3 separate regions of the Homo sapiens genome follow, and regions 1 and 3 are each linked to region 2. Evidence: chromatin loops called from intact Hi-C (ENCODE). Cell type or tissue: mammary epithelial cell. All regions are shown on one strand. Links, peaks and the distances in the headings refer to the core of each region. The heading gives the core; the rest is flanking DNA. Region 1 has its middle 23 kb from the start of TEF. Region 2 overlaps ACO2 (aconitase 2). Region 3 overlaps XPNPEP3 (X-prolyl aminopeptidase 3).

Region 1 (10,661 bases), core at 1,223-9,222, 110 kb before region 2:
ATTAGACCAAAAGCAGTTTGAACAGGTAAAGGTGCTACACAACTAGAAGACAGGGAACTGCTTATGACAAGTGTTCTCGAATAGAGAATGCGTGATGGCAGCTCTGTAAAGAAAAGAAAGGGCTGGGCGCGGTGGCTCACGCCTGTAATCCCAGCACTTTGGGAGGCCAAGGCAGGCAAATCACAAAGTCAGGAGTTCGAGACCAGCCTGACCAATATGGTGAAACCCCATCTCTACTAAAAATACAAAAAATTAGCCGAGCGTGGTGGCGGACACCTGTAATCCCAGCTACTCAGGAGGCTGAGGCATGAGAATCGCTTGAACCTGGGATGCAGAGGTTGCAGTGAGCTGAGACCATGCCACTGCACTCCAGCTTGGGCAGCAGAGCGAGACTCCATCTAAAAAAAAAAAAAAAAAAAGGAAAGGACAGGCACGGTGGCTCACGCCTGTAATCCAAGTGCTTTGGGAGGCCGAGGCAGGCAGATCACTTGAGGTCAGGAGTTTGAGTCCGTTTGAGTCCAGCCTGGCCAACATGGTGAAACCCTGTCTCTACTAAAAATACAAAAATTAGCTGGGCATGGTGGTGCAGGCCTGTAATCCCAGCCACTTGGGAGGCAGAGGCTGGAGAGCTGCTTGAACCTGGGAGGTGGAGGTTGCAATGAGCCAAGGTTGCGCCACTGCACTCCAGCCTGGGCGATAGAGCGACACTTGTCTCAAAAACAAAACAAAACAAAACAAAACAAAAAAAACCGAGAGGACTAAAGAGTTGGATCCTCTTGGTGGGACTCTTGAGGGTTTTCCTTTTCTCCTGTTCTTTGGCTATAAAACATTTATAATTTTTTTTGGGGGGGGGGACAGAGTCTTGCTCTGTCACCAGGCTTGAGTGCAGTGGTGGGATCTCGGCTTACTGCACCTCCGCCTCCCGGGTTCAAGCGATTCTCCACCTCAGCCTCCCAAGTAGCTGGGACTAGAGGCGCATGCTGCTACACCCGGCCAATTTTTTGTATTTTTAGTAGAGACAGGGTTTCACCATGTTGGCCAGGCTGGTCTCGAACTCCTGAGCTCAGGCAATCTGCCCGCCTCGGCCTCCCGAACTCAGGCAATCCGCCTACCTCCGGCCTCCCAAAGTGTTGGGATTACTGGCATGAGCTACCACGCCCAGCCTGCAAATATTTCTTTTATATATATATTTTTATTTTTATTTATTTATTTTTGAGACTATCGCTCAGTCACCCAGGCTGGAGTGCAGTGGTGTGATCTCGGCTCACTGCAAGCTCCACCTCCCGGGTTCACGCCATTCTCCTGCCTCAGCCTCCCCCAAGTAGCTGGGACTACAGGTGCCTGCCACCAAGCCCAGTTAACTTTTTTTTTTTTTGATTTTTTAGTAGAGACGGGGTTTCACCGTATCATCCAGGATGATCTCAATCTCCTGACCTTGTGATCGTCCCACCTCGGCCTCCCAAAGTGCTGGGATTACAGGCGTGAGCCAGCGTGCCCAGCCTGGCCAGGCTGGTCTTGAACTCCTGACCTCAAGTGATCCACCCACCTTGGCCTCCCAAAGTGCTGGGATTACAGGTGTGAGCCACCGCGCCTGGCCCCCTCTGTATTTTCTACTCTGCATGCAAATGCGCTCTCTCAAAGCGGAGATCTGTGCAGCCACGGCAAGCACAGGGGCATGGGCTTGAAACATGTCAAAGCTGTGAAATCTCTGTATGTATGGCAGAGCACTGGCTTTGGACTCCGACGGTCCTAGGATCAAACCCTGCCTCCATCACCAATTTGGGGTATGATCGTGGGCAAGTCACTTCCCTTCTCTGGGCTTCCAGTTTCTCACCTGTAGAATGGAACACCAGCGGCCGGGCGGTGGCTTACGCCTGTAATCCCAGCACTTTGGGAGGCCGAGGCAGGTGGATCATGAAGTCAGGAGTTCGAGACCAGCCTGACCAACATGGAGAAACCCTGTCTACTAAAAATACAAAATTAGCCAGGCATGGTGGCACATGCCTGTAATCCCAGCTACTCAGGAGGCTGAGGCAGGAGAATCACTTGAACCCAGGAGGCAGAGGTTGCGGTGAGCCGAGATAGTGCCATTGCACTCCAGCTTGGGCAACAAGGCGAAACTCCATCTCAAAAAAAAAAAAACAAAAGCAAAAACGAACACCAGCTTCATAAGACAGTTGTCCCACGAAGACACCTGGAGCAGGGCAAACACCACTCAGCAGCTGCCATTATGGTGACAGAGAGGAAGGTACGGACCTACATGGAGACCATCACCTCCAGTCCCAGCAGCTGCTGCCCATCGCGGGTTGTCTACCAGCTGGTGTGGGATGCAGCCAGGGTCAGACCAGCTGTGTGGTCTTGGACAACTTATCCATTTCCCTGAGCTGTTTCTCTCTCTGTCCAACAAGGATGCGCTACACAGGTCACATGTGCGTGCCTGACAGCACATCTCGACCCTTCTCCTTCCCCTCCACCCCAGCTCCTTCAAGGACAAATTCCGAAGCTGGACACATGCCCCCTTCCTTTACTGCACCCTATTACCAGACAGCCCTTCACACACTGCCCCGTGGCTGTGCCAGGCTGGCCCAGCTGGCAGCTCCTGACGTCAGCAGCTAATCCGGGAAAGCTGCCAGCCAGAGATAGGGGTGAGCAGCAAAGGAAATCAGAAACAGGTTTTAAGATGGGTGCCCCAACCCCCCAGCCAGCCCTCAGGGAGCTTTCATCAGCCTCTCACTTAAGCAAATCCTCGCAACCATGCGTCCTGATGCCCGGTCCCCTCAGGATTAAGTAAGTGCTGAGCAGGAGGCTTTTATTTTAAGCTGCAGCTCTGTCATCAGGAGCTAGGCACACAGCAAGCCACTGCCTAGCTGTCCCATAGGTTTCTCCAAACAGAGTAGTGGGCGTCCACTCAGGTCTGGATTTCAGGCTGACTCCAGGAAGTCCAGACTACAGGGAGGTAGAGGGGACGGGGCAAAGGTCAAGGATCAGAGGTAGAGGGGACAGGACAAGGGCCTCAGTGTGTTGCCTCCAGCTGGCCCTCCCTCTTAAGGCACAAGGCCCGGTGCACCATTCCTCACTGTTCTTATGTCTTCCCAGCGTACAGCACGCAGGACGGTGCTATGGTTTGAATGTCTCCCCAGAATATATGGGTTGGAAACTTAATCCCTAATGCAATAGTGTTGGGAGGTGGGTCTTAATGGAAGGTGTTTACATCGTAAGGCCTCCACCCTCACGAATGGATATAAAAGAGCTTGAGGTGGCTGGGTGCGGTGGCTCATGCCTGTCATCCCAGCACTTTGGGAGGCTAAGGCGGGCAGATCACCTGAGGTTGGGAGTTCAAGACCAGCCTGACCAACATGGAGAAAGCCCGTCTCTACTAAAAAGACAAAAATTAGCTGAGCGTGGTGGCGCACGCCTGTAATCCCAGCTGCTTGGGAGGCTGAGGCAGGAGAATTGCTTAAACCCGAGAGGCAGAGGTTGTGGTGAGCCGAGATCGGGCCATTGCACTTCAGCCTGGCCAAGAAGAGCGAAACTCCATCTTAAAAACAAAGAGCTTGAAGCTGCACGTTGGAGCTCTTGCTCCCTCTCACCATGGGATGCCTTCTGCCACGTTATGACACAGCAAGAGGGCCCTCACCAGATGCAGCCCTCGATCTTGGGCTTCCCGGCTTCCCGAGCTGTCAGAAATAAATCTCTATTCATACCAGCACAAAATGGGGCTGGATGCAGTGGCTCATGCCTGTAATCCCAGCACTTTGGGAGGCCAAGGCAGGCAGATCATCTGAGTTAAGGAGTTCGAGACCAGCCTTGCCAACATGGTGAAACCCTGTCTCTACAAAAATACAAAAATTAGCTGGGCATGGTGGCGGGCACCTGTAATCCCAGCTACACAGGAGGCTGAGGCTGAAGAATTGCTTGATCCCAGGAGGCGGAAGTTGCAGTGAGCCAAGATCATGCCATTGCACTCCAGCCTGGGTGACGAGCGAAACTCTGTCTCAAAAAAAAAAAAAATTTCCTGTAGAGACAGGGTCTTAACTGTATTGCCCAGGCTGGCCTCAAACTCTTGGCCTCAAGTGATCCTTTCACCTTGGCCTCCCAAAGTGCTGAGATTACAGATGTGAACCACCGAGCCTTGCCTTTCTTCCTCTCCATCCTTGGCACCCAAGTCTAGTTCTTTAACCCATTTGCTCCTCCTGGGTCTTCCCAACTCCTTCCTGTTTCAGAGCCATTGCACTTGCTGTTCCTTCTGCCTGGAGTGCGTGCCCCCACATCTCCTCAGCCTCGCTCTGTTCTCAGTGCCTGGCCTGCCCATGCGCAGCAGCAGTAGCTGCTCCCCAAATATCTGCTGACCTGGCTGTGGGGAGGATAACACCAGAGCTGGGTGTGACAGCGGTGTTGTATCACCACCAGGTGGAGCTGTAGACACGTCCTGGGCGGTGACCTCGGGTCCAGCCTCCAGATCTGTCCTCTCAGCAAAGCCTCCAGGGCCCTCCGTGCCAGGCAGTGCTGTGGGCACCAGCTGACTCAGCCGCCGCCCCTCCTGCCCTCCAATGGCTACTGGCATACGTGGTCCAAGGGCTTGCACAGAAGCCTGGGAGGAAGGGAGGGCTGGCTGCCGCCCAAGGCCTGTGCTTCTAGGCTCTTTCTGGGGAGGGAGGGGACGTGGAGGGAGTTGGGTGGGGATGGTAGCTCAGCCAGGCATCTGGGATGAGGGGTTCTGCAGAGGCGTCGGACTTGGAGTCTATCTGCTGCCTGAATTTGTATCCCACCACCCCCAGTCCTCCATATGCCTTTGACAAGCCTGGCTCTGAGCCTCAGTTTCCCCATCTGTCAAAAAGAGAGAATAGACTGGGCACAGTGGCACTTTCAGAGGCCAAGATGAGCGGATCACTTGAGCTCAGGAATTCAAGACCATCCTGGCCAATATGGTGAAACCCCATCTCTACTAAAAATACAAAAAAATTGGGGCCAGGCCTGGTGGCTCATGCCTGTAATCCCAGCACTTTGGGAGGCTGAGGCAGGTGGATCACGAGGTTAGGAGTTCAAGACCAGCCTGGCCAAGATGGTGAAACCCCATCTCTACTAAAAATGCAAAAATTAGCCGGGCGTGGTGGTGCGCACCTGTAATTCCATCTACTCGGGAAGCAGAGAATTGCTTAAACCTGTGAGGCAGAGGTTTCAGTGAGCCAAGATCGCACCACTGCACTCCAGCCTGGGCGACAAAGAGTGAGACTCCATCTCAAAAACAAAAACAATAACAAAAAAATTAGCCAGGTGTGGTGGCAGGCACCTGTAGTCCCAGCTACTCGGGAGGCTGAGGCAGCAGAATCACCTGAACCTGGGAGTCAGAGGCTGCAGTGAGCTGAGATTGCACCACTGCACTCCAGCCTGGGCAACAGAGAGAGACTCTGGCTCAAAAATAAAAAAAAGTGGGCCGGGCACGGTGGCTCGTGCCTGTAATCCCAGCACTTTGGGAGGCTGAGGCGGGCAGATCACAAGGTCAGGAGATCGAGACCATCCTGGCTAACACGGTGAAACCCCGTTTCTACTAAAAATACAAAACAAAAAATTAGCACTTGTAGTCCCAACTACTCGGGATGCTGAGGCAGGAGAATGGTGTGAACCCAGGAGGCAGAGCTTGCAGTGATCCGAGATTGTGCCACTGCACTCCAGCCTGGGCGAGAGCGAGACTGTCTAAATAAATAAATAAATGTTAAATTTTTTTTTAAAATAAATAAAGAATAAATGGGCCGGGTGCAGTGGCTCATACCTGTAATCCCAGCACTTTGGGAGGCTGAGGCGGGCGGATCATGAGGTCAGGAGATCGAGACCATCCTGGCTAACACGGTGAAACCCCATCTCTACTAAAAAATACAAAAAATTAGCTGGGCGTGGTGGCGGGCACCTGTAGTCCCAGCTACTCGGGAGGCTGAGGCAGGAGAATGGCGTGAACCTGGGAGGCAGAGCTTGCAGTGAGCCGAGATTGCACCACTACACTCCAGACTGGGCGACAGAGCGAGACGCCGTCTCAAAAAAAAAAAAAAAAGAATAAATGTGGGCAAGAACTGGAACCCCATGGGGTGCACGGAGCAGGCCTGCCATATCAGGATGAGGCCAAGGAGGGAGCTTTTTCAGGGGCCTCCTCGAGTGGGGGTGGTGTGTGCAGGTACCGTGTGTGTGGGTTGGGGAAAAGGTGGGTGGACAGGAAACCAGGGGCCCCTGGGGCCTCAGCACTGCCTTTTCAAGTGGGGCAAGATCTCTGGGGCCTCCCCTGCCCTGAGGCCCAGAGCCTGAGTTGCCCGAGTGCCTGTGTCTCAGTGTGTGTACAATTGTGTCTATGTGTGTCTGTGACTGTTCCTGGGTATATGTGTGTGCGTCCAACTGCGTCTGGCAGGGTTAGCATATGTGTACACAAATGGGTCTGTGTGTGTCCTCACCAGGGACTCTCTCACCTTGACCGAGGAGTCCGCGGATCCCAGGGCACCAGGAGGTTTCTTTCTTTCTTTTTTTTTTTTGAGATGGAGTCTTGCTCTGTCGCCCAGGCTGGAGTGCAGTGGTGCTATCTCGGCTCACTGCAAGCTCTGCCTTCCGGGTTCATGCCATTCTCCTGCCTCAGCCTCCCGAGTAGCTGGGACTACAGGCACCCACCACCACACCTGGCTAATTTTTTTTTTTTTTTTTTTGTATTTTTGGTAGAGACGGGATTTCACCATGTTAGCCAGGATGGTGTCGATCTCCTGACCTCGTGATCCGCCCGCCTCGGCCTCACAAAGTGCTGGGAGTACAGGCGTGAGCCATTGCACCCGGCCCAGGAGGTTTCATATCCATGCCAGGAGGGGCCCACAGGGCCTGGGGCAGCTGCTCAATTGGCAGCTGGGGCAGTGCCCTGTGAAGGCTCTGGGGTACCCTGCTTCTGTTCCAGCCCCCTACCCCCATCCCCAGTCCCTAGTAACTGGATCTTCTCTCTCCATCTCTCCCCTGGAAGGACCCAGTGCTTCCTGATTTGCATGATATTTACATACATTTGAATTTAGATCCCTGCTTCCCTGAGGCATACAGCATTATTCTCACTCCTGCCAGAGTAGTCAAGGAGGCTGTGGACTTCCTTAGCATAAGGGAGTCCAGGGATTAAGCTGGAGGGGCCCAACACCTCCCCTCTTCCCCATACAGAGTCAGCCTGGCTCTTTTCCTGCTCAAGATATGTGATTATTTAATTAATTAATTTATTTTTTGAGACTGTTTCACTCTGTCACCCAGGCTGGAGTGCAGTGGTGTGATCTTGGCTCACTGCAACCTCTGCCTCCTGGGTTCAAGTGATTCTCCTGCCTTAGCCTCTCAAGTACCTGGGATTACAGGCGCATGCCACCACACACAGCTACTTTTTGTATTTTTAGTGGAGATGGGGTTTCACCATGTCGGCCAGGCTGGTCTCGAACTCCTGACCTCAAGTGATCTGCCCGCCTCAGCCTCCCAAAGTGCTGGGATAACAGGTGTGAGCCACCGTGCCTGGTCATGTAATTATTGAGCACTTACTGTGTCAGTTTTTGTTTTTTTGAGACAGAGTCTTGCTCTGTTGTCCAGGCTGGAGTGCAGTGGCACAATCTCAGCTCTCAGCTCACTGCAATCTCCGCCTCCCGAGTTCAAGTGATTCTCCTCCCTCAGCCTCCTGGATAGCTGGGATTACAGGTGCCCGACATCACCCCTGACCAAGTTTTGTATTTTTAATAGAGACGGGGTTTCATCATGTTGGTCGGGCTGGTCTTGAACTCCTGATCTAAAGCTATCCACCTTCCTCCGCCTCCCAAAGTGCTGGGATTATAGGCGTGAGCCACCACACCCGGCCAGATTTTTTTTTTTAATTGAGATGAGGGTCTCCCTGTGTTGCCCAGGCTGGTCTCAAACTCCTGGGCTCAAGTGATCCTCCCACCTCAGCCTCCCAAAGTGCTGGAATTACAGGCATGAACTATACCGTGCCAGGACAGCAGATGCTTTCTATGCCCATTCATTTCAACCTCACAACAGCCCTTTACGGTATCTTTACATCCATTTTATAGATAGGAAAACAGGTTCAGAACAATTAAGTGACTTGGTTGAGACCACCCAGTAAGTAGGATTTGAACCCAGCTCTGGTGAACTTTCTGTTGACACGGCTGGAGTGTGGGCTTAGTAAGGGGGCCTAGGCACTTTCTTTCTTGGCTCCTGCCCTTGAGTAACAAACCTGGCTCTTGCTCTTTTGACTCAAGGGTCACTATGTCCCCTGGGGAGATAAGAGGAGCGGTAGTGGTGGTGGTGGTAGCAGACTATTTTTGTATTTTTAGTAGAGGTGGGGTTTCACCACGTTCGCCAGGCTGGTCTCGAACTCCTGACCTTGTGATCCACCTGCCTCAGCCTCCCAAAGCGCTGGGATTACAGGCGTGAGCCACCACGCCCAGTCTGCTAAGTGCTTTTCAAGCATTTTCTCAAACTGTCTTTCCCACAACCCTTTGTGAGTTACATCTTATTATAAATCGCATTTCACAGGTGAGAAAACTAGGGCACAGCGGCCAGGTGCGGTGGCTCACACCTGTAATCCCAGCACTTTGGGAGGCCGAGGCGCGTTGATCACGAGGTCAGGAGATCGAGACCATCCTGTCTAACACAGTAAAACCCCATGTCTACTAAAAATACAAAAAAATTAGCCGGGCGTGGTGGCAGGTGTCTGTAGTCCCAGCTACTCGGGAGGCTGAGGCAGGAGAATGGCGTGAACCCAGGAGGCGGAGCTTGCAGTGACGAGATGGTGCCACTGCACTCCAGCCTGGGCGACAGAGCGAGACCCTGTCTCAAAAAAAAAAAAAAAAAAAAAAGAAAAGAAAACTAGGGCACAGAGAGGTGAAGTGAGTAGCCCAAGATCACATAGCTAAGAAATGTTACAGGCAGACTCAAACTGAGATCTATCTGGGTCCAGAGTCTGTGCTTTTATTCTCTGTGTTGCACTGAACTGAACTATCAAGAAATGGAAATTCTAGCCGGGCACAGTGGCTCACGCTTATAATCCTAGCACTTTGGGAGGCTGAGGCATGTGAATTGCCTGAGCTCAGGAGTTCAAGATCATGCTGGACAACATAGTGAAATCTCTTCTCTGCTAAAACACAAAAACTTAGCCAGGTGTGGTGGTGGGTACCTGTAGTCCCAGCTACTCAGGATGCTGCGGCACGAGAATTGCTTGGGCCTGAGAGGTGGATGTTGCAGTGAGCTCAGCTGAGATCGTGTCACTGCACTCCAACCTGGGCAGCCTGGGCAGCAGAGCGAGACTCCGTCTCAAAAAAGAAAAAAGAAAAAGGACTGCCAACTCTGGCTGGCTGGGCTGGGCTGGGCTGGGCTGGGCAAGGTAAGTCAATCTCACCTCTCGTGGGGCTGGAGGATAGACACACCCCGCATTCTAGCCACGGCCACTCTCTGGGTCACTCCTCCCCTTTGAGCCTTAGTTTCCCATTTTTTGTTTTGTTTTGTTTTTGAGATGGAGTCTCACTCTGTCGCTCAGGCTGGAGTGCAGTGCAGGGCCAGGCACGGTGGCTCACGCCTGTAACCCCAGCACTTTGGGAGGCCGAGGTGGGCGGATCATGAGGTCAGGAGATCGAGACCATCCTGGCTAACACGGTGAAACCCCATCTCTACGAAAAATACAAAAAATAAGCCGGGCGTGGTGTCAGGAGCCTGTAGTCCCAGCTACTTGGGAGGCTGAGGCAGGAGAATGGTGTGAACTCGGGAAGTGGAGCTTGCAGTGAGCCAAGATTGCACCACTGCACTCCAGCTTGGGCGACAGAGCAAGACTCCATCTGAAAAAAAAAAAAAAAAAAAAAAAAAAAAGGATTCAGGGCTGGAAGTGGTGGCTCATGCCTGTAATCCCAGCACTGTTGGAGGCCGAGTTGGGCGGATCACCTGAGGTCAGGAGTTCGAGACCAGCCTGGCCAACATGGTGAAACCCCATCTCTATTAAAAATACAAAAATTAGCTGGGCATAGTGGCTAATCCCAGCTATTTGGGAGGCTGAGGCAGGAGAATCACTTGAACCGGGAGGTGGAGGTTGCAGTGAGCTGAGATCGTGCCATTGCACTCCAGCCTGGGCAACAAGAGCAAAAAAAAAAAAAGAAAAAAAAAAAGAAAAGAGGATTCTGGTCCTCTCGTCCTTGCCCAGCTTTCCAGGGCAGCTATGAGGATAGAAGAGCCAAGGTTGCCATTTTCAAATGGTTTTTTGAAGTAGAACATCATTTTCACCCATAATCTTATCCAGAAGGCCAACATATGAAACACATAAAATGGGTGTTTCATCAGCATAAATTTCTAAGCTGAAGATGGGGACAGATCATTAGTCTAAAGTCACTCCAGAGGGTAAGTGTGTAACATCTGTGATGGACACACACCCTGCCCAGGGTGTGGGTGAAGGCCAGGATGCTGAGCTACCCCAGCACCCAGTCTATCTCTGAAGTTGTCTGTGTTGCATTGATATGAAGAAAGACTTGAAGCTTCCAGACAAAAAGCTGCTTTTAAAAAATGAATTCAAAGCAAGCTTTCGTGACAACTCTAAGGCCCAGACAGGGGCTCCAAGTGTTCACACAGCCCATCTGATGATCCTTGCCCTCCTGCCATCTGGGCTTCAGACTCCCACTTGGGGGCACAGGGAA
Region 2 (10,661 bases), core at 912-8,911:
TGTGCCCAGCCTTCGTGGATCCAACTTTTACAAGCTTGAGGCTCTTTAGGGATGCACTAGTCTTAAATCCTTGTACGTGGCAGCATTGGCCAGTTCTTCGCAGCCAGGTCTTCCCTCTGCATCCCCAAGAGATGAGACCTTTGGACCTTAGAGTCTGCTAGGCAGATGCTTGTCCTGAGGCAGAGGCCCTGGGGTTTCTGTAAGATTTCTGGGAGCACTGGTGGGTCCTGAGAGTTCACAGAGCCTGTCACACCTCTCATGTGTTCTTCCCCACATCCCCGGGTGGGGCACTAACTCCATCTGACTGATGAGCGGCAGAACCTCAGGTGAAGGCTCTTGCTGCAAAACAATAAATAAAAATGTTGCTTCCCGCAGGCACTATTCTGTGCCTCATGGACAGGATCTCATCCAGTCATCAGTGAACCAATGATGTGAGCACGATTGTTAGCTATTTCTTGATAGGGAAACTGAGCTCCGAGAGAAGTGACTTGTCCATGGTCCCACAACAACTAGTAGATGGTGGGGCCAGACCTCAGACCCCCCGATACAGGACGCCTGGCTCAGGGCTTGCCAAGCAGTGTCCTGCAGCTTCAGGGGGCCAGTGCCTCAGAGGTGCCTGGTGCCTGGGCCACACTTGGGTGTTGAGCCTATACAGCACCCAAGGTGTTGAGCACTTGGGTGTTGAGGTGTTGCTGCCTTTCTTACCAAATGTTTTGGGGGAAGTGCTCCCCACGGCTGGGAGGAGCGCCTCAGTGAAGGGAGTACTGTGAAATGGGACAGGTGATGAGGCAGGGTGGCATCGCGCCTTGAGCAAGTCACATGGGTTCTCAGAGCCACCTCCAGATGCTGAAGTGGACGAGGCATCACCTATTCTTTGCAGTTGAGGAAAAGTTCATAGCTTTGTGTACCCACTGGGGCCTCCCAGGACTTCTTCCTCAGGGGCCTTGTGGGGCTGGAGCCAGCTCCTGGAAGAACCACCAACCCCGATGAGAAGCCAGGTGGGGATGCTCCACACCCAGGATGAGGCCGGGCCTGGGCCCATCACAGGACAGTTTCTCTGGTTCTTGTCACATCCTGGGGTCATGGTGGTATGGGTGTTTGGTTACTGTGCTACAAATGAGGAAACTGAGGCATGGGGCAGCATTCAAAGGCCCAAGACATATAGCAGGAAATATCAGAGCTATTCAAGAGCCCAGGCCACCTGTCTCCCAAGGCTCTGGCTCTTCTTGGCCACCCTGGAGACGGCCTGGATTAAATGGGGCTGCTCCTACCAGTTCCATCCTGGGAGAGTGGCTGGACGTGGTTGGGAGGCCCCGGGTCAGTGGGGCCATTTTTTGGTATTCTCGGCTGAGGGCTTCTAAATATAACATCTTGGATTATTTTTCAGATTATTCTGGAAAACTATGCGTACCCTGGTGTTCTTCTGATTGGCACTGACTCCCACACCCCCAATGGTGGCGGCCTTGGGGGCATCTGCATTGGAGTTGGGGGTGCCGATGCTGTGGATGTCATGGCTGGGATCCCCTGGGAGCTGAAGTGCCCCAAGGTGAGGGTGGGGAGGGACTCATTCTGGGCTGGCTGTGGGGTGGTGGTTGGTGGGGATGAACGGGAGACGGTGGGACCCAGGAGGGAAAAGGGAACAAGTTAGACTCGAATCTTCTGGGAGGGAGGTAGAGACCAATAAGCAGCAATGTGAATGGCAGCAGGGCCATCCTGACTTCGTGGCTGGCACAGGCACACACGGCCTCTCACAGCCGCCTCGCCCCCTCCTGTCCAGGTGATTGGCGTGAAGCTGACGGGCTCTCTCTCCGGTTGGTCCTCACCCAAAGATGTGATCCTGAAGGTGGCAGGCATCCTCACGGTGAAAGGTGGCACAGGTGCAATCGTGGAATACCACGGGCCTGGTGTAGACTCCATCTCCTGCACTGGTGAGGAAGGCGGCCAGGCGACGTGGCCCCTACCCTGTGCTGGGCCTGATGGGTCTCCAGTTGGGAGTAGAAGCGGTGAATGGCCTTCACTTGAGAATCTGTCTGTTCCATTTGGGGACTTGGGATAGACAGAGGTAGAAGGAAAATTGGAGACAGCATTAGAGATTGTCTAGTCCACATCCTCATTAAACAGATGAAGAGATTGAGATACCTGTCGAGGCTGCCGGTGACTTCCTAACTGTGTGGCCACACACGGTTAGGAGCCAAGTCAGCTTCTGCTGCTGGGCCCAGGCCATAGCACTAGGCCACCTTGGGTGATCTAGACGAATCCAGAGAGGACAGAGGCAGTGGTGGGAATGGGCAGAGCCAGGGCTTCATTCATGAAGCAGCTGCAGGCCCACATCCTCCCTTCGCTGAAGTTCGAGCCTCACTCACTTCCCTTGGATTAGAGATCGGTGCCTGTCCGCCTCCAAGACCAGGTAGGAGCCAGCTGCTCCCTGCCTGTCACTCCTGGTGACCTGGCCTGGATGCCTGGTCCTCAGAAATCCAGGGAGATTTGTAACAGTCTAGACTTCCCAGGTGCCTGCCTGGGCTCCCTGGCAGCCCTGCAGAACTCTGGTTCCCCTGCAGTGATGGGGGCTCACTCCTGCCACGGGACTGCTCAGTCAGGACGTTGGTAACAGGCCCATACCTCCGTCCTAGTGGCTCCTGAGGCAGGTGGCCTGGTAGCAGCTGCAGTACCTGTGAGCCCCACCAGTTCTGTGACGCTTTGTGGTCCAGACAGTGTGTATCATTTCAGTTTTTGTTTTTGTTCTTGTTTTTTGAGACAGAGTCTAACTCTGTCGCCCAGGCTGGAATGCAGTGGTGCAATCTCGGCTCACTACAACCTCCGCCTCCTGGGTTCAAGCAATTCTCCGGTCTCAGCCTCCTGAGTAGCTGGGATTACAGGTGTGCACCATGATGCCTGGCTAATTTTTTTTGTATTTTTTTTTAGTAGAGATGGGTTTTCACCATGTTGGCCAGGCTGGTCTCAAACTCCTGACCTCAGGTGATCCACCCACCTCGGCCTCCATCACTGGAAAACTTGAGACACAGAAAAGTGTCTCCACCATGGTATGGCTGAAGGAGGGCAGGCCACCAGGCAGACAGACCAAGATCCGAATGTCAGCATCTACCTTTATGTGCTTTATGGCATGACCTTGAATCTCTCTGAGCCAGTTCCTCCCCTGCCAAAAAGAATAGCAACTGGGCAGTGTCTGGTCAGGTCAGCCTACAGTACGTGGTGCCTGTTCAATCTCTTGGGCGACAGTCAGGCCCCAAGCTCGCAGCTCAGTGTGTGGGGGCTGAATCTTCACCTGAGTCCTCTTCATTCTACCCAGCAGCCACCCTGAGCTGGGGCCCTGAGCTCTGATCCCCATGGCCTCCCCTCACCGGCCCAGGTTTTTACCCAGGGCCTCAAGGGATGAGTCGGCCCGCTGTCACCACATCTCTCTGAGTGGGAGGAGAAGCAATGCAGCTCCCTGGTGTGAAGATGCAGGTGGCCGCGTAGCAGGTGTGTGGGACCCTGGCCCGGCCACCAGCCAATGCCCGGGGCTCTGTTGCTCCACAGGCATGGCGACAATCTGCAACATGGGTGCAGAAATTGGGGCCACCACTTCCGTGTTCCCTTACAACCACAGGATGAAGAAGTACCTGAGCAAGACCGGCCGGGAAGGTGAGCTGGCAGGGGCAGGCCCGTGTGGGTGGAACAGTCACATGCCCGCTCCTCCCCAAGACAGAGCTATGCCTTTCCCTGTAGGGCAGGGGTTCTTAACCCATTGTCTCCAGACAGGCGTCCGAGGCTCTGAGAAAGCCCTGAAGAGGTGCAATATGTTTCTGAGTAGATTGTCTGGAGCTCTCTCCAGCTTCTCAAAGGGCCTGGCATCTGAGTTCAAGATAGCCCCACCTCAGGATGGGCATTTCATTTTCCCTGGAAGGTGGCTGAATGCCCGCCCTTCTCGGCCTGGTCCCTGCTGCCCCCTACAGGAAACTCCGGAAATGACATGGATCGCTTCTGTTGATAATTCCTGACCTAGCAGGGGAACATTTGGAAGGAGAACCACTTTCCCAGCCTCCCCTGACAACTTCCCTGAGGCTCTAGCCTGGCTTCTTTGGAGCTCAGAGGGCATTGGCACCTGTGAAGGGTGGTGCGTTGTGGGAGTGAACGAGGAGCCAGAGACCAGGGGCCATGGGGAGAGCCGTAAGCACGTGGAATCCTTGGAAGGCTCCTCCCTTTCCTTATTGAGTGACTGCTTCTTCAAAACCCAGCTCTTCACTTCCAGGACACCCTCCCCGGCTCTGAACCTTAGCTGGCGCTCCTCCTCTGTGTCTCCGTGTCCCTGACAGCTCCTGCACTAGGGTGTGAGCTCTGTAAGGGCAGAGACAGCAGCCTTGGTTTCTTCATTGGCCTAGTCAGTGCCCAGGGTGGGCCTGGTGTTTGGCAGGTGCTCAGGTGGGTGGTGAGTGAACTCTCAAGAACAGTTTATGTTTCACGTGCTCCATCCCCGTCCCTTGTTGATTTCAGACATTGCCAATCTAGCTGATGAATTCAAGGATCACTTGGTGCCTGACCCTGGCTGCCATTATGACCAACTAATTGAAATTAACCTCAGTGAGGTGAGGAGACAATTAACTGGGTTCAAGAAGTTTCTGAGAGTAGTGGGGAGCAGGGCGGGTCCTGCCTAAATACTCACTGAGGGCCGGGTGGTGGCTCACAGCTGTAATCCCAGCACTTTGGGAGGCCAAGGCAGGTGGGTCAGTTGAGGTCAGCAGTTCAAGACCAGCCTGTCCAACATAGTGAAACCCCGTCTCTACTAAAAAAAAAAAAAAAAATACAAAAATTAGCTCGGCATAGTGCCATGTGCCTATAATCCCAGCTATTCAGGAGGCTGAGGCAAGATAATCGCTTGAACCCGGGACGCAGAGGTTGCAGTCAGCCGAGATCGCACCACTGCACTCCAGCCTGGGCGACAGAGCGACACTGTCTCAAAAACAAAACAAGAAAAACCTCAGGGTGACTCGTGGGCCCCTGGGTCCCCAGTGTTCCTGCAAACTGCTTCCTGAAGCAGCCTGGAGCAGTGGGTGGGGAGGGGGGAGACACAGCCACGGGGAGAGCAGAGGTAGCTCTGGCTGCTGAACCAGAAGTGGATGTCAGTTTGCCACCAGCTCAGCTTTAGGAGAAGCCAAGGTTTCACCCTGAAGGGTTTTTGTTATCTGAGTTCAGAGGGCAAATCCCAGCAGGGTTAGGCACCCTGAGACGCACAGATCAGAGCAGGTGTTTGCAGAGCCAGAGGAAGGGCAGGCTAGAGGATCCCGTCTGCAGGAGTTCACACCTCGGCTCTGCCACTTAAGTTGTGTGGCCTTGGTCACGCACTTAGCCTCTGTAGGCCCCTTGCTCCATCACGTGTGGAACCTACAGCAGTCGTGAGGATTGAATGAATTCATGTAACTAACACTGACGGAGGTTTACTGCATGCTGCGCACATAGCTGAGTGCCTCGCATTTACTGATGATTATGATATGTAAAGCGTCTGGCCTTAAGTCCATTTTTGTCATGATTCCAAAAGCGGCCGGGCATGGTGGCTGACACCTGTAATCCCAGCACTTTGGGAGGCCGAGGCGGGCAGATCATGAGGTCAGGAGATTGAGACCATCCTGGCTAATGTGATGAAACCCCGTCTCTACTAAAAAAATACAAAAAAATTAGCCAGACGTGGTGGCGGGCGCCTGTAGTCCCAGCTACTCGGGAGGCTGAGGCAGAAGAATGGTGTGAACCCGAGAGGCGGAGGCTGCCGTGAGCCAAGATCGTGCCACTGCACTCCAGCCTGGGCAGCAGAGCGAGACTCCATCTCAAAAAAAAAAAAAAGATTCCAAAAGCAACATCGAATGGGAGATAATGAACTTAGGAAGCTGACAGCCTTGATCCATTCCATGCCTCTGCTGTCTCCTAGCTATGTGACTTCAAGCACAGCATGTCACTTCTGAGCTTCAGTTCCTTCATCTGCAGAGCTGAGCCCAGCCTTGCAGGGCTGGAGGGAGCCCGGGAGCGGGTGTGTGCAGAGCCAACTGCTCAGTTCTTCCCTGTGATGAGGTTTCAGTCAAGAGAAAGTCGTTGGCCTCTCTGTGGGGACGTGGTGAGGCAGTGAAAGAGGCTGTCCCCGCTTCAAGGTTTCTTCCCTCCTCTCTTTCTTCTCCTTGCATGTTTGTTTCTTCAGCTGAAGCCACACATCAATGGGCCCTTCACCCCTGACCTGGCTCACCCTGTGGCAGAAGTGGGCAAGGTGGCAGAGAAGGAAGGATGGCCTCTGGACATCCGAGTGGGTGAGCACCTTCCACCCCATCTGTTTAGCAGGTCTCAGGGCCAGTGGCTCTGCCCAGGGCTGTAGACAATCACCTATGCCTACTGTGTGGCACTTTCTAAGGTGGGCAGTTTCTGAAATGGGTTTATTATTGAAAAATTACTTTTTCGGCCAGAAGTGGTGGCTCATGCTTGAAATCCCAGCATTTCAGGAGGCCAATGCAGGTGGATTACTTGAGTCTAGGGGTTCAAGACCAGCCTGGGCAACATGGAAAAACCCCGTCTCTTAAAAGAAAATGCAAAAATTGGCCAGGGGCAGTGGCTCACACCTGTAATCCCAGCACTTTGGGAGGCCGAGATGGGTGGATCATGAGGTCAGGAGATCGAGACCATCCTGGCTAACACGGTGAAACCCCATCTCTACTAAAAATACAAAAAATTAGCCAGGGGTGGTGGCAGGCACCTGTAGCCCCAGCTACTTGGGAGGCTGAGGCAGGAGAATCGCTTGAACCCAGGAGGCGGAGGTTGCAATGAACCGAGATTGTGTCACTGCACTCCAGCCTGGGTGACAGAGCGAGGCTCCGTCTCAGAAAAAAAAAAAAAAATTGGCCAGGTGTGGAGGCGCATGCCTATAGTCCTAGCTACTCAGGAGGCTAAGGTGGGAGGATCACTTGAGTCCTGGAGGTCAAGGCTACAGTGAGCCGAGATGGTACCACTGCATTCCAGCCTGGGCAACAAAGGCAGACTCAAAACTGCAGACTCAAGCAACAGAGCCTGCCTCCAAAAAAAAAAAAAAAAAAAAAAAAGAAAGAAAAGAAAAATTACTTTTTCTTGGCAGAAAAGAAAAATATGTTTATTGTAGAGAATATTCACAATCAAGAAGAATTTTTAAAACTCCTAATCTCAACCCCCAGCCAGGAGCAAGCTCTTAGAGCTCTTGGAGAGGTGTGCTGTGTTTCTGTGTATTGTGTGCATAGATTTTCCCGTTTTACATTTTATATCACCCATGCTGCTTTATGTGACTTTTCATGCTTTACACATGCAGACGCCCTGGCATGCCAGTCACTGGCATCTGCTGCTGCTGGGTACAGTGTGGCTGTGAAGAGCATGGAGCCTGGAGCCAGATGGCCTGGGCTTGAATCCTGGCTCTGCCACCTAACAGCCACTAACAGCTGAGTGACCCTGAGCAAACTACTTCACTGTCTATGTGTGGGTTCCCCATCTGTAAAACAGGAGTCATGATCGTACTGACACCTTTGAAGGTGGTGTTGGGCCTACTGCTGCTATCACCAATGAGAAAAATAAATAAAAAATAAAGTTGTCTGGAGAAGTGACAATATGTGAAAAGAGATTTCTATACCGTCTGGCCGAAAATAAGGGCAATATAATGTGTTCGCCCTTATTCATTGAAGTAATTTTAAGAAAAAAAATATTTGGTGGTTTAATAATTAGAAAGTAAATTACTAAATTAATAAAAGAAACTATCTTGGCTGGTTATATGGGCTTTTGCCAGTAATCCCAACCCTTTTTTTTTTTTTTGAGACAGAGTCTTGCTCTGTCACCCAGGCTGGAGTGCAGTGGCACAATCTCGGCTCACTGCAGCCTCCGCCTCCCAGGTTCAAGCAGTTCTGCCTCAGCCTCCCGAGTAGCTGGGACTACAGGCGCCCGCCACCATGCCTGGCTAATTTTTGTATTTTTAGTAGAGATGGGGGTTTCACTGTGTTAGCCAGGCTAGTCTGGAACTCCTGACCTCAAGTGATCTGCCTGCCTCGGCCTCTCAAAGTTGTGGGATTACAGGTGTGAGCCACCGCGCCTGGCCAGTCCCAACACTTTGAGAGGCTGAGGCAGGAGGATCATTTGATCCCAGGAGTTCAAGAGCAGCCTGGGCAACATGGTGAGACTTTGTCTCTACAAAAACAATTTATTGAATTAGCCAGGTGTGGTGGTACTCACCTGTGGGTCCCAGCTACTCAGGAAGTTGAGGCAGGAGGAGTTGCTTGAGCCCCAGGAGTTAGAGACTGCAGTGAGCAAGCCTCGACTGTGCCCTTGCACTCCAGCCTGGGCGACAGAGCAAGACCCCATCTCAACAACAACAAAAAGAGACTGTCTAGACAGAAAGTGCGATGTTATTCAGGTTTTATAGACTTTTTAAAAAGAACTCTTATTGCCCTGATTATAAAACAATCTTTAAAACCCAGAAAATACTAGAAAGTATAAAAGAAGAAAATTAGCATCTCCTGTCAGCCCCAGCCCATCAAGGATGGCTGTTCGTATGAGCCCTCTGACGTGCCTACACGTGTACATGATATTGCTGTAAAAGGGGTCATAGTCCTAATGTGTTCAGCATCATGGCCAATGGCTACAGCATCTTTCTTCAAATGACGCCACGTCATGAGTTAGCCTGTCCTTTATTGTTGGATATTTCGGTTGCTTGCAACTGGTCTCTGTTAAAAAAGTCTCTGGCCCAGCCCAGATGGTGAACTCTTTTGGCCAAGTCTGGATAATTTGAAGTCAGGTGGAGACCTCTGCTCACTGTCTCCTCCTGACCCTTAACCCCACCACCCACAATGCACCAGGTCTAATTGGTAGCTGCACCAATTCAAGCTATGAAGATATGGGGCGCTCAGCAGCTGTGGCCAAGCAGGCACTGGCCCATGGCCTCAAGTGCAAGTCCCAGTTCACCATCACTCCAGGTTCCGAGCAGATCCGCGCCACCATTGAGCGGGACGGCTATGTGAGTGCCCATATCCCCCTGCCCATCTCCCCCACCCCATGCTGAGTAATGCCTCCAGGCGGCACAAGCCCAGAGGCCTGTTGGGCCGGGGCTGGGGCAGGTCCCAGTGGCTGCCCTGGGGTTCCAGTACAGCACTTCGTCCTGCAGCCACCACATCACCCCTTCCCATCAGACTCTCACCCACCCTTGACATTCTGTCTTCCTCTCTCCCTGGCAGGCACAGATCTTGAGGGATCTGGGTGGCATTGTCCTGGCCAATGCTTGTGGCCCCTGCATTGGCCAGTGGGACAGGTAAGAGGCGTATCTTTTGACAAGACAGCCCCTTGTGCACAGGGTACAGAGCCCCAGAAGTTGGAGGGGGAATTATTGGGGTGGAGAGAAGAGACTCCAGCCAAGGTCTCTAGCTCCAGGGACTCTTGCCCATTAGAAGCCTCTGGCAGACATGCCTGGGAAGAGGGGCTGGGTGAGGAAGGGCCCTGCAGAGGCACTGGGGGGCAACTTGGCTGAAGCCTGGGCTGGCAGGAGGAAGCCAGCGCGGCCTCACCCTGACGGACACAGCAGGAGCCGTTTGGGAGGAGGCAGTGCCCCAGGTCAGGAAACTCAGGCCTTGACCAAGGCCTTGCCTCTGGCTTACGTGTGGTTGCAGGCTGGGCCCAGTGATCCTGAGGTTCCCTTCTGCTCTGCGCGTGGCCCCAGGAGGAGGCAACCCTGGCAGGGCCTCTTCATTTTCCCTCGGTAGGAGCTAGGCTGGGCTGCGCCACAGGAACCCAGCTTATCTGTCCTCGGGACAGGCCAGGTGACAAGGCCAGATATCCCTAACCCTGATCCCTCTGACCTGGCAGGAAGGACATCAAGAAGGGGGAGAAGAACACAATCGTCACCTCCTACAACAGGAACTTCACGGGCCGCAACGACGCAAACCCCGAGACCCATGCCTTTGTCACGTCCCCAGAGGTGAGACTGCCCAGCTGCGCACAAGCCTGGGATGGCCTCTGGGGGTCCCTGGCGGGTCAGAGGAGGAGGCAGAAGGAGATGGGGACTGGGGTCATCCAAGTGGTAGCCAGGAGCTACAGGCCTTCCCAGCCTCAGGCGCATGCTTGGTGCTTCCTGCCTGGGGCTCCCTGGGTCATGGGATTATGAGATATTTATACAGTGGTTTGTGCTTATGAGCATGGAATTTGGAATCTCACTCACTGCCTAGGACACATCCCAGCCCTGCCTCTAACTCGCTGTATGAGTGTGGCCAAGTCACTTACCTTCTCTGTGTCCCCGTAATCCTCGGGATTACCTGGGAAAGTGCGTGGGACACATGCAGTTTCCAACCCCAGGTAGGAGTTCCACAAAAGCGAGGCCTTTGCCATTGTTCCCGTGGCCAGAGTGAGCCTTGCCCTTGGCGGTATTCAGCCCTGGCCGTGACTGGCACATGGCCAGGCTCTCTTGACTTGGTTGTTTATCTGCGTGTTCTACAAATATGTCTTGCTAAATGGGTGAAGGAATGGCTCCTTCCATGTTTTTAGTGTCCTGCGCACTGAGCAGGTTTGCATCATACCAGCATTTCTGCGCCAGGGCCCCCACTCCCTCCAGGATAGCTGTGAGGAGAGAGAACAGCACTGCCGGCCCGGCCCTGCAGGGATGGGAGAGGCCGCACTGCCCTTGGCTTCCT
Region 3 (10,661 bases), core at 1,205-9,204, 600 kb before region 2:
GGTCAGGAGTTTGAGACCAGCCTAGCCAACATGGTGAAACCCTGTCTCTACTAAAAACACACACACACACACAGAAATCAGCTGGGCATGGTGGTGGGTGCCTGCAGTCCCAGCTACTCAGGTGGCTGAGGTAGGAGAATCACTTGAACCCGGGAGGTGGAGGTCGCAGTGAGCCGAGATCACACCACTGTACTCCAGCCTGGGCAACAGAACGAGACTCCATCTCAAAAAAAAAAGTTAGGACGAGGGATATTTGTTGGTAAGATTGTCATTATTCTGGGACCTATAGAAGGGTATTCTGGGATAGTCTGCCAAGTTTTGGTGGGTTTTTTTTTTGTTGTTGTTGTTGTTTTATCTGACTGGTATTCACCTTATAATAATTTTTTTTTCTTTTTTTTTTTTTGAGACACAGTCTTGCTCTGTCGCCCAGGCTGGAGTGCAGTGGCGCAATCTTGGCTCACTGCAACCTCCGGCTCCCAGGTTCAAGCAGTTCTCCTGCCTCAGCCTCCCAAGTAGCTGGGACTACAGGCAGATGCCACCCCGCCTGGCTAATTTTTGTATTTTTAATACAGCCACTGAATAATTTCTTAAGGTTTATGTTTGATTGATTTGTTTGGCTTTTTATATCTGTGTTTTGTTTTACAATTAAAAATTTTTTAAATTTTTAAATGACAATTTTAAAGCTGAAAAGTACATTAACTGAAACAGGAAATTCACCAGGTAGACTTAACTGTAGATTGGAGACAGCAGAAGTTTGCAAACTTGAAGATAAATAGAAATTATCCAGCTGGAAGAATAGAAGTACATTGTAAAAAGGCCAGGTGCAGTGGCTCACACCTGTAATCCCAGCACTTTGGGAGGCCAAGGCGAGTGGATCACTTGAGGTCATGAGTTCGAGACCAGTCTAACCAACATGGTGAAACCCCGTCCATACTAAAATAACAAAAATTAGCTGGGTGTGGTGGCAGGTGCCTGTAATCTCAGCTACTTGGTTGGCTGAGGCAGAGAGCGATCCTCACATCTCAACCTCCCAAGTAGCTGGGATTATAGGCACGTGCCACCATGCCTGGCTAATATTTTGTTTTTTTGTAGAGACACGGTTTCGCTATGTTGCCCAGGCTGGTCTGCAACTCCTGGGCTCAAACGATTCTCTTGCCTTGGCCTGCCAAAACACTGGAATTACAGGCATGAGCCACTATGCCCAGCCAAATTCTAGGTATTTAAGAGAAATGAAAACATTTCTCAACAAAAAGGGTTGCACAAGGACATTCATAACAGCATTTATTCACAATAGTATAACAACCAAAATGTCCATCAACAGGAGAATGAATATGCAAATTGTGGTCTGTTCATACAATGGAATACCACTCAGTAATAAAAAAGAACATTTTAATTACTGATCGAATGTTTTTTGTTACTGATTGAAGCACCACCATGGATGTACTGCATAGACAACCTTCTACCCTCACTGAGCATAGATTATGTTCAGTGAAGGAAGCCAGACACAAAAGAGTATATATTATATGATTCCATTTATATGATGTTCTAGATTTGGCAAACTAAGGTCAAAATAATCACAATAGCATTTGCCTCGGAAAGTAGGGATATTGATTAGAAATGGACATGTGGGCCAGGCGTGGTGACTCATGCCTGTAATCCTAGGACTTTGGGAGGCCAAGGTAGGTGGATCACCTGAGGTCAGGAGTTCAAGACCAGCCTGGCCAACATGGCAGAAACCCATCTCTACTCAAAATACAAAAATTAGCTGGGCGTGGTGGTGGGCGCCTATAATCCCAGCTACTTGGGAGGCCGAGGCAGGAGAATCGCTTGAACCCGGTGGGGGCAGAGGTTGCAGTGAGCCGAGATCGCACCACTTCACTCCAGCCTGGGTGAAAGAGCGAAACTCCATCTCAAAAAAAGAAAAAAAGAAATGAACATGAGGAGGCTTTCAGGGGAGATGGAAATGGTCTGTATAAGGCTTGAGTCCAAAATCTATAGGGCAGACTTCAGTCCAAACTCAGGCAGGGTTTATATTATAGTCTTGAGGCAGAATTCCTTCTCCAGTATACCAAAGCAGTTGTGGCATTTGTGTTTATGTATTGTGGGTTACCTTTTGGTTTGTGTTTCAGCCAGCTAGGCAACAAACTGTTAGAACTTTTCTGACCCCTTCAGCGGCAACGTTGAATCCAGAGTCTCTGATTAGTGGACCCATATCAGTAAAGTTGCCTGATGCAACTGTGTTCCTTCTACCATTATCCCACACCATAAATATTCATTCCCACCCACATTCCCAGATTTTTGTCTTTCGGAAATTGGAAACCTCATGCAGTTCTTTTTTTGTTTTGTTTTTTTGAGACGGAGTTTCACTCTTGTTGCCCAGGCTGGAGTGCAATGGCGCAATCTCGGCTCACCACAACCTTCGCCTCCCAGTTTCAAGCGATTCTTCTGCCTCAGCCTCCCGAGTAGCTGGAATTACAGACATGCACCACCATGCCCAGCTGATTTTGTATTTTTAGTAGAGATGGGATTTCTCCATGTTGGTCAGGCTGGTCTCGAACTCCCGACCTCAGGTGATCCACCCGCCTCGGCCTCCCAAAGTGTTGGGATTACAGGCGTGAGCCACCGCGCCCAGCCCCTCATGCAGTTCTTTTTGGTGTGGAGTGGACCTCCTCATGGGTCAAGCTTTCTGCCTAACTTGGAGCCTGCTGGGACTTGAGTGTAGTTACAATTCTAGTAGAACCAAGGCAACTGCCTCAAGGGACATACCTACAAGTTTTCAGGCAAAACAGGGTTAACCTTCTCAGACGGGGGTGGAAGGGCCACTTCTGCTGGCAACGAAGACTCAGCAGAATTTAGGAGTTCATTGTTCCCAGCTTCAATAGGTTTGGTACATGAATTTGTCAAAATTGTACCGTTCAAATGTATGCATTTTAGTGTATATAAAGACACTTTGGGAGGCCAAGGCAGGAGGATCGTTTGAGCTGAAGAGTTCCAGACCAACCTGGGCAACATAGTGAGACCTTGTCTCTAAAAAAAAAAAAAAAAAAAACTATTACAAAAATGATTATTTAGTAATACTGTGGTGGGCTGGGGTATGGGTACATTATGCTGTGGGTTTCTTATGCTATTATAGTTAAGCATTCTTCTATTAGGGGACATTTAGAGTTTGTCTAATAATTTACAATTATAAAATTACAGCGAACATTTTAGTACATTCAGCTTTTTTGAATTTCAAATATTTTCTTTGGATATATTAGAGTAGAATTATAAGCTCTAGTTATATGAGCATCTTTAAGGCCTTTGATGTAATTGGCTGTATTAATTTATACTCCTATCAACAGTATGTGAGAATACATATCATGTATCATCCCAGGTCACTTTTTTATCTCGTAATTGCTAAAGAAACTGTTATTCTAAAGACACTTAAGTGCTAGTACATTACTAGTAGCCCAGATGTTGACTAGTTTATCCCATGGTATCTGCTTCACCTGTCAGAAGTGGGTCCCTAGGCTTTCTTGCCTTTTTTTTTAATGGTAGTCTATGCTGTAAGGGATTAAACAGGATCATGGCTGAGCCTCATCTGCCCACTGACTGCACTCATGGCTCAGTGCTTCTTTTGGCCCTACTTCATGTCTCTCCTGACCATTTGAAGAAGAGACTGTGTTGCTGCTCCAGCTTGAAGGATTGTTGCCCTTCCTACTGAGCACCTAGGACATGATTGAGCTCCTGGCCATATTGATAGATTGGTACTTATTAAACATCAACAGTGCCCCAGCAACAGCAGCATCTTGGGGTTTTTCTAATCAAACTTAGTAGCAAACTTCTTAGAATATCAGATTATCTAAGTTCAGGTTCTTTGGTTTTCCCGTCCCCAGGTTCACCGCACCTCAGGCAGAACTCTATGAAGCCGTTCTAGAGATCCAAAGAGATTGTTTGGCCCTCTGCTTCCCTGGGACAAGCTTGGAGAACATCTACAGCATGATGCTGACCCTGATAGGACAGAAGCTTAAAGACTTGGGGATCATGAAGAACATTAAGGAAAATAATGCCTTCAAGGTACTTCACTTCTCTTGACCCCAGTTCTCAAGAACACCTAGCATGCTGCTAGGTTTTTACCCTATATAAAGCTAATTAGACTTAGAAATGGGACAGATGTAGTGATTCATGCCTGTAATCCCAGTAGTTTAGGAGGCTGAGGCAGGAGGATTGCTTGAAGCCAGCCTGGGCAACATAGCAAGACCCATCTATATACATGTAGATATATACACACACACACACACACACACACATATATATATACACACACATACGTAGATATATATACATACACACACAGGGTTTTTTAAGTAAAAAGAAAAGATTTAGAAATCATCTTTGTGATCTATAAAAGGGATTTAGCTTTAACATGGATTAAAACAAAGGAAGTCAGTACTTATTTCTTCCAGAAGATGGCAGCACATGCTGATTCATTACATGCTGCATAACTAGCTCAGTATTCAGAAAACTTAAAATGAAGTCTGGTGCCGACAGGGTGAAAAAGGAAACAAGAAATGAGGAGAAGCCTGGGAAACATAGCAAGACCCTATCTCTACAAAAAATTTAAAAGTTAGCCAGGTGTGGTGGCACACACCTCTAGTCTCAGCTACTTGGGAGGTTGAGGTGGGAGGATCACTTGACCCCAGAAGTTCAACGCTGCAGTGAGCTATGTTCGCACCACTGCACTCCAACCCGGGCCACAGAACAAGGCCCTGTGTCTAAAAAAAAAAAAAAGAGAGAGAGATTAACTTTTAATCCTTTTATGGGTTATTCTGTAGGTCAAAGGAGAAGGTATTTGTTGTTTAAGTGACATTTTTGACACTTCAGCAATATTCCCAAAGACCATGTCATTAGTGAATTTTTTTTCTGCATCCAAAATGTGATGGTGTTCAGTAAAAACGTAAAACCTCAGCTTTAAAATTAAGATACTAGATGCCTAAGTCAGATAGACCATTAGGCATCTCCTACCTACAAGTTAAGCCTTCTAGGACTTCTGTTATCAGTAAAAATGAAGCTATAAATTGGCTGTTGCTTGGGCCAACAAATCTTTAACTAACTGACGGAAATATCCAAGCTGGCTGGGCACAGTGGCTCACACCTGTAATCCCAGCACTTTAGGAGGCTGAGGCAGGCGGATCACATGAGGTCAGGAGTTCGAGACCAACCTGGCCAACATGGTAAAACCCTGTCTCTACTAAAAATACAAAAATTAGCCAGGCATGGTGGTACATGACTATAATCCCGGCTATTTGGGAGGCTGAGGTGGGAGAATAGCTTGAACCCAGGAGACAGAGTTTGCAGTGAGCCAAGATCACACCACTGCACTCCAGCCTGGGCAGCAGAGCAAGACTCCATCTCAAAAAAAAAGAAAGAAATACCCAAGCTGGTAGGTGCCCAAAAGTGTGCCTTCTCCACAAGTTGCTGTGAGCTATTTAGGGTCTCCAGAGTAGATTCCTGAGAGGGATGTGTGAACGAACATTGGAAAGAGAACTGTGATAATAGTCATCCTCTCTTTCCCAAGAAAAGAGATTTTTTTTTCTTTCTTTTATTTTTATCTTTCCTGTGGTACTGAAGAAAAGAGACTTTCATTTGCCACAGTCATTAGTTGGAATTACTCAAGTCTGCATGTATGTAGTATATTAAATAGCGGGAATGGAAATGTGGATTGATGAGAATGCCATTGGCAGAATTGCATGTAAGAGGTCGCAGTTTTTCAGGTGCCTTTAAGTATTAGCCCAAGGAGGGATTAAACTGAAGTGGCAGAACCATGGGGGAGATAATAACACATATCTCACTGATTTATACTTGCCCAGCATTCCCTGTAAGAGGTCATTGCTCTAATGATACTGTGACAATTATCTTTTCCAGGCTGCTCGAAAATACTGTCCTCATCATGTTGGCCACTACCTCGGGATGGATGTCCATGACACTCCAGACATGCCCCGTTCCCTCCCTCTGCAGCCTGGGATGGTAATCACAATTGAGCCCGGTAAGGAGAGGTGTTACAATAGTAGTATGAGGTAAATGTTTGTTTGTTTGTTTGTTTTTGAGATGGAGTTTTGCTCTTTCGCCCAGGCTGGAGTGAAGTGGTGTGATCTTCACTCACTGCAACCTCCGCCCCCCAGGTTCAGCAATTCTCCTGCCTCAACCTCCTGAGTATCTGGGATTACAGGTGTCGGCCACCACGCCTGGCTAATTTTTATATTTTTAGTAGAGACGGGGTTTCGCCATGTTGGCCAGGCTGGTCTCGAACTCCTGACCTCAGGTGATCCACCTATCTCAGTCTCCCAAAGTGCTAGGATTATACGTGAGCTACCGCGCCCAGCCACATTGTTTATTTTTACCTCAACCAATGTAATTAAGTTAGAAGAGACAGGAAAAAAAGTCCAGTGTGGAAGGTAATTTTATTTTCGATTTATCTTTTGTATTCTTATTTAATATCACACAATTTGTTCAGTTTGACTCCTCCAATAAACAACAGATGGGGAATACTTCCTATAAGTAGATATTAAGAAATGAATCTTTTTTAATCCTGCCTTTCCCAGGGCCAGTTTGTACTGGTCTCCCATTTAGTAGTGGGGGGCTGCTCAAGCTTCCAAAGCCCCCGGTGCTTGTGTGCAGAGAGACAGGCAGACACACTATGCTCTCAGTTTCAACACCTCTGCAAGCTGCATTGAGCTACCCAGCACCATCCCACTCCTTAGTATCCATCGCCTTCCTCATAAGCTTCAGAGAAAGCTAACAATCGGATACGTTACCTAACTTGAATGGTCCTGGGTGTTGGGCAGGATTCTGAAGAGAAGCAGTGACCACAATGGTGTGTGAAGATTGATGTTGTCAGAGTTGATGGTTAAATACTGATGCTGGTTTTGTTTTGAAAACAGATCTAAATTTTAGATTTCAAGTATTTTAATCTCTGTATAAATTATGGCTGTGAAATGTCTTTTATGCCACCCTTTGAACCTAGTCATACATTGCTATCTGTGGCCATAGATATATCATTTAGTTCAATCTGTTTGGTACATGGGCGCTTCCTTAGACTGCGCTACATTTTCCTTTGCTGATCTTTCTTTTTCAATCGCAGAGCAGTATCTGTGAGGATAGTGGAGGAAGTTTACAACTTGTTTAATATAAAAAGCCCTGGTATGTGTCTAACTTCATGATTAGAAAGGGTACCTGGGGTTCCTACATTTTTCCAAATGTACATTAAAGTCTTTCAGTTTCTCTTGTATTTTATATTACACACATCAGATATATTTAAATCTTATAATGACTGTCTCTGCAGCTTCCAGTTGTCAAGGCTAATAATCTCTAAATGTTTCTTTGAATACAGTTTAAATATATTTTGTCTTTATTTTTGCAAGGTGCTCTTTTTCCAAGGGACTCTTAGGCAGGGGAAGAATGCACTTACATAATCTGCTTGTCCCCCACATATATTGACGTACTTTTAAATTAAGTAACTTTATTGGCCTGCTTGAGCCACTAGAATATGACAGAATCATGATCAGCATTGCCGTAGTTGTATTTAGCTTGTAGTCCAATATAAAGATAACCACAATAATAATTTTAGTAATGATACCAACATGTGTTGACCATTATATGCCAGCCACTTTGACATGTATTATCTCATTTAATCCTCACAGCTTTACTAGGTAGGTACCATAAAGATCCAGTATTACAGAGGAAGGAATTTTAACCCAGAGGTTAACTTACTTGCCCCAAACCACCCAGTTACTATCATTCCTGAACAGCATGTTCTTCTTTCTACTTCACAGGCATTTATATTCCAGAGGATGACAAAGATGCCCCAGAGAAGTTTCGGGGTCTTGGTGTACGAATTGAGGATGATGTAGTGGTGACTCAGGACTCACCTCTCATCCTTTCTGCAGACTGTCCCAAAGAGATGAATGACATTGAACAGATATGCAGCCAGGCTTCTTGACCTTCACTGCGGCCCACATGCACCTCAGGTTCAAAATGGGTGTCTTCTGGCAGCCCTGCACGTGTGCTTTCTGAGTGTCTCTGTGTGTGCATTAATATATGCATTCCATTTGGGAGCATAGCAGCTGTGTGAATGTATGTAATTGTGTGTGGGGGGTTTTTTGTTTTAAGTAGTTAGAAGTCTGGGAAAATGAATTTTTGAATAGTATGTTACTGCAGCTTTGGTAACATTAATTCTATAGAATTAATGATCAGAGCAAGTTTAATTTTTAAACATAAAGGTCTTGGTTACACATGTCCATGCATTCCAGTTAACACATTTAAACATATAGAAAATTCACTTCTTCTTTCAAGTCCTTCCCTTTCTATACTTTTGCTGAGATCAACCCAATATCATAAGAAGTTTGTGTGATGCCTGTATTTTTAGCTAATTACCAAGGTCTCTGCCTATGCAAAAATTCATCTTTCGGTGATTGTGGGCGGCCAATACATACCTTCTGTAACTCCTCCCTACCTATTCTAGATCCTGCATATCTACTGGAGCCATATGAGCCCTCAGGGGCACTGGTGTCCTGCAGTCTTACTAGTCAGCCACAGTCCAGGTTCCAGCAACACTAGCTACCTACCAAACAAAACACTTCTGAGCTTTTCTTGCCATTTGGTTGCCTGGGACCTGGAAAGTGTTTAGATTCTTGATAAAGATGGAAATGGAAGAGAAAGAAAATTATATATGTATATACTAAAGATCCAGACATCAGGGCTGGGCACAGCGGTTCCGCCTGTAATCCCAGCACTTTGGGAGGTCCAGGCAGGTGGATCTCTTGAGACCAGGAGGTCAAGACCAGCCTGGCCAACGTGGTGAAACACTGTCTCTACTAAAAATACAAAAATGAGCTGGGTGTGATGATACATGCCTGTAATCCTGGCTACTTGGGAGGCTGAGGCATGAGAATTGCTTGAACCTGGGAGGTGGAGGTTGCAGTGAGCTGAGCTCATGCGACTGCACTCCAGCCTGGGTGACTGAGCAAGACTCTGCCTCAAAAAAACAAATAAATAAATAAAATCCTGACATCCTGCCATCTTTTCTCTTCAATTTAAAGTTGATTTCTTAATGATGACTTCAAAAATTAATAAAAAGAAAAGAAAAAAATGATTTCTGGCCGGGCGTGGTGGCTCAAGCCTGTAATCCCAGCACTTTGGGAGGCCGAGGTGGGCGGATCACGAGGTCAGGAGATTGAGACCTCCTGGCTAACACGGTGAAACCCCGTCTTTACTAAAAATACAAAAAAAATTAGCTGGGCGTGGTGGCGGATGCCTGTAGTCCCAGCTACTCAGGAGGCTGAGGCAGGAGAATGGCGTGAACCCAGAAGGCAGAGCTTGCAGTGAGCCAAGATCGCGCCACTGCACTCCAGCCTGGGTGACAGAGCGAGACTCCGTCTCAAAAAAAAAAAAAAAAAAGAAAAAAAAAAGAAAGATTTCTTTCGCAGATATCCCTGCTCCCTCTATAGATTCTTAATGCACTGACCCTCACAGGTTACCCTTTTAGCTGTTGTGCTGCGCAGGAGCAGATCCTCTACTTACGTACCCTGTCAGAGTCACAGTAGTAGCGCCCAGTTTTCAGAGAAGTACCCCTGTTATCATTCTGTGATTTCCTCTAGTGCTAATAGAAACAAAATATGGAATCTACCAAGTACCCGTAAATATCCTATGATTCTTATCTTTCTTTGATACTAGCACTGGGAGTGCAGTGGTAAAGAGTCATACTTCTTTTTTTTTTTTTTTTTTGGAGACAGAGTCTCGCTCTGTCGCCTGGGCTGGATGGAGTGCAGTGGCGTAATCTCAGCTCACTACAACCTCCACCACCTGGGTTCAGGCAATTCTCCTGCCTCAGCCTCCCAAGTAACTGGGACTACAGGTGCACGCTGCCATGCCCAGCTAATTTTTTGTATTTTAGTAGAGACAGGGTTTCACCCTGTTGCCCAGGCCGGTCTCAAACTCCTGAGCTCCGGCAATCCGCCCACCTCAGCCTCCCAAAGTGCTAGGATTACAGGCATGAGCCACTGCGCCCGGTGTAAGAGTCATATTTTTTTAAACACAAACATTGGATACAATTATACAGCAACTCAGTTTGCAAGATGAACAGGGCTAGATTACCACAGATAGCTTATTTAGGAGCGTCTGTGATAGAGGGAAGCTTTAAGAACCAGTGTGTTCACCTCCTTTAAACCTGGATATGAGGTCAAGATGTATAAAACATGCCAATTGTTAGAACACAAATTTGAGGGTTTCTTAAAAAAACAATTTGTATTAGGGAAGCACAAGCTAGGGGATTAACAATCTCTGTAATGCTGGAAGTTTGCCTATCTTATCAGGGAAACCCAGGGTACAGAGTGAAAAGCAGACAGGCAGTGACTTCCTCAAGAGACAGATAATGTGAAAACAAAAGTGATACAAATCATATCCTGACAGTGCTAGCCTAGGAATGCCTGGCTTTGCGCACCTTATCTAAGCAGCTCTCAGAATGGAGGCTGCACAGCTGGAGTCTCCATCCCCCATACCCACCTTCCCACCTCCCTCCAATTTCTCAATCCAGAGCTTTTTAAAAAAAGGGGAGGGAAATAACTCCACAGCTCTGGCTGCTCACTTCCCAGGCTCTGTGCCCCCAACAGCCCTTTCCTTGGATT

The links. Peaks named below come from ENCODE experiments on the same cell type or tissue, not always from the same donor. Only the 100,000 strongest peaks of a DNase experiment are listed, where the experiment ranks them.
Region 1: it touches region 2 in a loop (14-fold over the local background); 109 of 110 quality-filtered maps call a loop at or near these places.
Region 3: it touches region 2 in a loop (8-fold over the local background); 13 of 110 quality-filtered maps call a loop at or near these places.

The regions. Positions count from the first base shown.
Region 1 is chr22:41,399,568-41,410,228 of GRCh38, forward strand. No RefSeq gene overlaps it. Among named protein-coding and RNA genes, the nearest start is that of TEF, 23 kb to the left of the region's middle. RefSeq lists an enhancer at 2,901-3,045, a cis regulatory region at 2,967-2,980 and a silencer at 8,785-8,834. In mammary epithelial cell, for the core only: a CTCF peak has its summit at 4,405 (motif pointing right); DNase peaks (open chromatin) are centred at 2,614 and 4,424.
Region 2 is chr22:41,513,990-41,524,650 of GRCh38, forward strand. ACO2 (aconitase 2) reads left to right here. Exons shown (of 18, transcript NM_001098.3): 5 at 1,388-1,546; 6 at 1,778-1,928; 7 at 3,538-3,642; 8 at 4,492-4,583; 9 at 6,182-6,287; 10 at 8,841-8,998; 11 at 9,216-9,289; 12 at 9,841-9,952. Among named protein-coding and RNA genes, the nearest start is that of POLR3H, 25 kb to the right of the region's middle. RefSeq lists enhancers at 3-609, 610-1,216. In mammary epithelial cell, for the core only: a CTCF peak has its summit at 3,951 (motif pointing left); a DNase peak (open chromatin) is centred at 3,662; H3K27ac peaks cover 474 bases.
Region 3 is chr22:40,918,458-40,929,118 of GRCh38, forward strand. XPNPEP3 (X-prolyl aminopeptidase 3) reads left to right here. Exons shown (of 10, transcript NM_022098.4): 8 at 3,876-4,056; 9 at 5,905-6,025; 10 at 7,812-10,661. The coding sequence ends at 7,978. Among named protein-coding and RNA genes, the nearest start is that of RBX1, 28 kb to the right of the region's middle. In mammary epithelial cell, for the core only: a CTCF peak has its summit at 4,458 (motif pointing right); no DNase peak of the experiment used is centred there.